2 separate regions of the Homo sapiens genome follow, and region 2 is linked to region 1. A link is an interaction called in ENCODE POLR2A ChIA-PET data of the cell type or tissue named here. Cell type or tissue: HepG2. All regions are shown on one strand. Each heading gives the region's core, and the rest is flanking DNA. Links, peaks and the distances in the headings are about the cores only.

Region 1 (2,929 bases), core at 223-2,722:
TCTTCTGCTCTCTAAAACAGTGGAACAAAAGTGACGAATATATGCAATCATATAGAAGCCCCATATTTTTAGTATATAAAGAGTTCTTACAAATCTATGAGACAAACACGTATCTTCTTAAGAGTCTAACAGAAACAGTGGCAGACATTAGAAATTTTATAAAGGTAGATTACAAATAACCATTGCAATATTTAACACGTCCAACTACACTAGTAGTAAATATTAAAATATTTTCTATCAAATTAGCATATTTATTCATACTATTATATTTGTATTATCTTGTATAAAGTTGGTGGGAATATATATTCCTGCACCCTGGATATTAAGTTGAAAACATGTATCATGAGAATTGAAAGATTCACATTATTTCACCAAGTAATCCTGTTTCCAAGCAATAAAGCATGTATGTAGCAGGGGCAGCAAAAATTGCACAGTTAATATCATGAGGGAGAAGTATTTTATCATTGATAATGTTTAGAATTGTCAGCACATGACTGTAAAAAGCAGATCAAGTTTTAGCCAGCTTTACTGTTGTTTTTCCATTCTATATAAAATGCTTCCCCATTTTACCTGCATCTGGGGCAGACCATTCCCATAGCAACCTCCCATCCTTTTCATATGCCACTGCTTTATAGTGGGTTGAATGGTAGGAATCTGTGAGTTGAATGGTACCTCCCATCCCATTGCTTCCATAGTGAGTTGAATGGTAGGGATCTGTGAATGCGACCTTATTTGGAAAAAGGGTCTTCGCAAATGTGATTAAGTCCCACATCTTAAAATGAGATCATCTTGGATTAAGGTGGGCCTTAAATCCAATGACAGGCCTATCCTTACAAAACAGAAGGGGAGAAGGAACACCCACAGAGAAGGAGATGGAAAGACAGAGGCAGAGATTAGACTGACTAAGATAAAAGCCAAGAAATTCCAAGGGTGGCTGGCAGTCATGGGAAGCTAGGAGAAAGGCATGGAACAGATGCTCCTTCCAGCCTCCAGAAGGAGCCAACGCTGCAAACCACTTGATTTCAGATGTTTGGTCTCTGAAACTGTAAGAGAGTAAAATTCTGTTGTTTTGAGGCACTCCATCTGTGGTAATTTGTTATAATAGCTTTAGAAAACTAATATAGCTTCCAAGATTATTTCCTAATATTCAAAATTCATATAAACGTTTATGCCCAAGAATCCATAATGACATGTCAACTAAAATTATAAAATTACATATGAACTAGAAGCAATCTAACATCCAACAACAGAGAAGTGGATAAATAATGATTAAGCCAGAGGTTCCCAAACTTTCTCAATTTAATTGAAAAAGCAGGAAATTAAAATTAATATGTGTGATTCATACCCCATACCCCACGAAAAGATTTCCAGATATACAGTCAGGATTACTTTTTTTCCTATTTCCTGTTTATGGTTTTTGGTATTTTCCAACTTTTCTACAATAAGCATTAGCTAATTTATTAAAGAACTTTACTGAAATATAATGCACATACCATAAAATCTACCTATGTATACTGTACAGCTGTTTTAGTATACTCAAATAATTGTACAACCATAACTACATTCTAATTTTATAGCACTTTTTTAACTCAAAAAAAAAAAAAAAAATTAGCAATCACTAGCCACCCTCTATCTACCTACACTCTTATTCCCAAAACACCATCAGTGTACTTTCTGTCCTATAGATTCGCCTATTCCGGACATTTTATATACTAAATGGAACCATACAATACGTAGTCTTTTGTGACTGGCTTCTGTCCCTTGGCATGATGTTTGCAGGGTTCATCCATGTTGTAGCATATATCAGTAATCCATTTCTTTTTAATGGGCAAATAATATTCCATTATATGAATATACCACGCTTTGTTTATCCATTCACCAATGATGGATATTTGGATTGTTTCCATTTATTGGCTATTAGGAATATCACTACTATGTACATTCATTTGTAAGATGCTATGGAAATGCATGTTTTCATTTCTCTTCAAGATACATCTAGGAGTGGGATTATTGGGTCATATGGTAATTCAATGTTTAACTTTTTGAATAATGGCCAAACTGTTTTCCAGTTTGGCCATACAATTTTACATTTCCGCCAGGACTGTATTTGAACTTTCATCTCTCCATGTGTTTGTAAGTATTTGTTATCTGACTTTTTTATTTTAGCCATCCTAGCAATAAGTGGAATCTCATTGTGGCTTTCATTTGCATTTCCCTAATGAGATTGAACATCTTTTATGTATTCATTGGCAATTTGTGTATCATATTTGGAGGAATATCTATTTAGATCTTATGCTCATTTTTTAAATGAGTTTTCATTATTGAATTGTAAAAGTTCTTTATTCTAGATACAAATCCCTTATTTAATATTTAATTTGTAAGTATTTCCCCCATTCTGTAGGTCATCTGTACACTTTCGTGATGGTATCATTTGCAGCACAAACACTTTTCATTCTGGATCATTCTGGATATCTTTTTTTCTTTTGTCACTTGTGCTGTCAGGGTTGTATCCAAGAAATCATTGTCTAAGCCAAAATCAGAAAAATATACCCCTATGTTTGCTTCTAAGAGTTGTATAGTTTTAGCTCTTACATTTAAGTCTCTGACCCTTTTTTTTTTTTTTTTTTTTTTTTTGCTATTTTTTGCTGTGTAGTTTATGCAAGTGTGATCTAATCTCATTCTTTTGCATGGGGCTATCCAGTGGTTCTAGCATCACTGTTGAAAAGACTATTTTGAATTGTCTTGGCATCCTTGCTGAAAATCAATTCACAATATGCATGGATTCATTTCTGGACTCTCAAGTCTATTTTATTATCTATAGATCTATTCTTATGCCAATATGACACTGTCTTTATTACTAAGGATTTATAGAAAGTTTTGAAATTGAGAAATGGAAGCCCTCCAACACTCTTCTTTTTCAAGCTTGTTT
Region 2 (2,929 bases), core at 240-2,739, 60 kb before region 1:
GAGTTCGAGGCCAGCATGGCTAACATGGTGAAACCTGGTGTCTAACTAAAAATACAAAAATTAGCCAGCTATGGTGGTGCATGCCTGTAGTCCTGACTACTACGGAGGCCGAGGAAGGAGAATCGACAGAGGTTGCAGTGAGCCAAGATCGCGCCACTGCACTCTAGCCTGGCCAAAAGAGCAAGACTCTGTCTCAAAAAATAATAAAAAAAATTATGGAGTTATTTGACATTGGGATAAAAAGCAAGTGACCTCCTTCAACCTCTGCTTCACTAATGAGGGCTGTGGAACTGTGATGTAAAAAGACATGAAGCCATCTGACCCACCATTCCACCTAAATAAATGTATAATATCCACCTATTCCCCAGAATAGGTGGGACCATAACAAGCACATTCTAAGTTATTCTTTAGAAACAGATTTCTTAAGTCCTTGAAATGTGTATGAAAGCAAAACCTATCAGAAATGCAGACAGCTAGGCAGCTCAGCCTTAACCAAGGATGTGAGAAAGTTACGAAATCTTTGGGTAAGGAAAGGTTCTCTCTCTGCAGAAAAGTTATTTATTTTATTTTAAAGCTCCAGCCCCAAGAAGATTAATAGAAAAGGTTCATAGATATGTGTTATGTCTTCACAGTTTTCACAAACACAGCTCTTATCACATCCACAGTACACATGCAGGCGCGCGCACACACACACACACACACACACACACACACACACACACACTTCCCTTGCCCTGAGCAAAAGTCATAGCATTCTTGAAACAGTTCTGGCAAATACAGCCAAATTGTTGGGAAAACATTCTTTTTTTTTTTCACAATTCCATCAACTAGGCTCAGTGTACCACGTGCTGATATCAGGATGTACTTGAAAATATTTTAAATCCCTTTAAATTAAGGGGTGGTGGGAGGTGAGGGATGACTCTCCCAGGGCTAATGATAAACAAACGAACATCCTGCAAAGTTCCCATCAAAACTTCAGCATCTATGCCATGACTCTTTCAATCAATGACTTTTTTCCCCATTTATGAAACCTTTTATTTCAGGATTTTCACCTCTATTGAAAGGATATCCTTCTAGTAGGCAGAGGATAAACAGAGTAGACCTCAGCTGAGCACTGAAAACCAAGAGAGACAGAGGCCACAGAGTCTTTTTAAAATCCAAGAGGCTCCAAGCTGCTTTGAACTGTCTTGAGTTGATGGAAGTACGCTTTCATCAGTTAGAAAAATTAAGGGCATACGCCTCAAAAGATGTCTACTTATTTACAAATTATAAACTTGGATCATTCTATTAGCTACTACCTCCAGGAATGGTATAGGTTAAAGCAATGTTCATCTTTAAAAATAATGCATGCAATTTCAAATTTCTCTTTGCTAATTTAGATTTTTGTTTTTCCATTGACCACTTCTGATCAAACTGTGATTGTGTTTACTTTGCACAAGATGAAGGGCTTTTATTAGGAGTAGGTGAAGTACCAATCCTGCTCTTTTCTTACTATTTGCTATTCTAAGAACTATATCCAAACACTGATCTTTTTGCACAAATGTTTGTAAGTCTCTTGTTCATTCTGTGACGGTTGCTTTAGTTCAGACCACATAATCTGATGTCTCAATCCATCCAACTAAGCACACATGCAAAACTACAATACATTTCAAAGCTAAAGTCCACAAGGAGCAAAGGTTCCAACATGGACCCTCTCCCTGGGGAAATGGCCAGCCTGACTTTGGAATGTACTGCATACTGCACACAATTCCTGACCATCAGAGGACTGGAGAGGGTACCTGTGTCAGTGCATCTGTGTACTATCTGTAAAAAATAACATTTTTAAATTGAGAGCCAATATGCTTACATTGAAAAGTACGGGACCCTGAAAGTGGCTACTGAGCTGGAATCCCTACTCTGCCACCTCTTTTCTTAGCACATCTCTTTCCTCATCTGTGAAATATGGACAACAATAGTCCTATTTCAAAGAATATTTGAAAGGACAGTACATGTAAATATATGCAAAACACTTAAAACAGTACCTGCCACCCAATAAATGTGTTGAGATGTTTAATAATAAATGAAAGAGTTTAATGGATAAACAGAAGTTATAATGTTTCCTCTCGGAACCCAAGTGGTTCATCCTTCACACTTTGGGGACTAATGCTTTAAAGCAGATGTATCCAAAAGAGCATTCTACTATGGTAGAAATGTTCTATATCGGTGCTACCCAATATGGTAGCCAATAACCACATCTGGCTACTGAAGATTTGAAATGTGGCTGCTATTTCAGAGCAATTGAACTTTTAATTTTAATTAATTTACATTTTAATAGTCACACGTGGCTACCATATTGGACAGTGAAGCTCCAGAAGCTTCACTATTTCTGACACTCCATAGGACCCAGCACAATTCTGTAATCCACCTAGTTGCCTTCGAGAAGGTATGACTGCTTCAGTGAGAACAAGCTAGCCTGAGTTTCTGGAGTGTAAAGCCATGGAATCCTCACCTTTACACTCCCTTTCTCTTGTCTCTTAGATGCTCCATTGTCATTGGTTCCTCCTTCCCAGGAGGGGGCAGTGAACAATGCAGCCCCGCTGGGTCAACATTATTGGAGGCCTCTACTTGGTGCCAGCCTCAGCCTGGCTTTCATTCATAGTTTGGGTCTTGAATCTTATCTTGGAAAACTCCATGAATCCTGCCTTTGACCACTGTCTAGACTCCCAGGCCAGAGGCTGTCACTATATTTCGTGTCCTGGCCCTTGTTCCCAATTTGTAGAGGGCTGTCCATATTCTACAGATGAACCTCCATGTCAATCATTCCTATAACAGTTTCCTCCTTGGAGGCAACGAGAGCAGTGACAGTCTATTCTAGGGAATGGGACATGTCTTATCTCCATTTTCACTATGAAAATATCTTATTCTATACCATCATGCCACAAAGTGACTT

Evidence for each region. Peaks named below come from ENCODE experiments on the same cell type or tissue, not always from the same donor. Only the 100,000 strongest peaks of a DNase experiment are listed, where the experiment ranks them.
Region 2: POLR2A ChIA-PET joins it to region 1 with 5 read pairs; 2 of 35 experiments call an interaction of 5 or more read pairs at or near these places.

The regions. Positions count from the first base shown.
Region 1 is chr16:78,419,331-78,422,259 of GRCh38, reverse strand. The region is part of intron 6 of WWOX (WW domain containing oxidoreductase); the gene reads right to left. Among named protein-coding and RNA genes, the nearest start is that of WWOX-AS2, 79 kb to the left of the region's middle. RefSeq lists an enhancer at 352-1,085. In HepG2, for the core only: no CTCF peak of the experiment used is centred there; no DNase peak of the experiment used is centred there.
Region 2 is chr16:78,479,520-78,482,448 of GRCh38, reverse strand. The region is part of intron 8 of WWOX (WW domain containing oxidoreductase); the gene reads right to left. WWOX-AS2 (WWOX antisense RNA 2) reads left to right here. Exons shown (of 2, transcript XR_007065129.1): 2 at 1-2,929. Among named protein-coding and RNA genes, the nearest start is that of WWOX-AS2, 19 kb to the left of the region's middle. In HepG2, for the core only: no CTCF peak of the experiment used is centred there; a DNase peak (open chromatin) is centred at 1,658.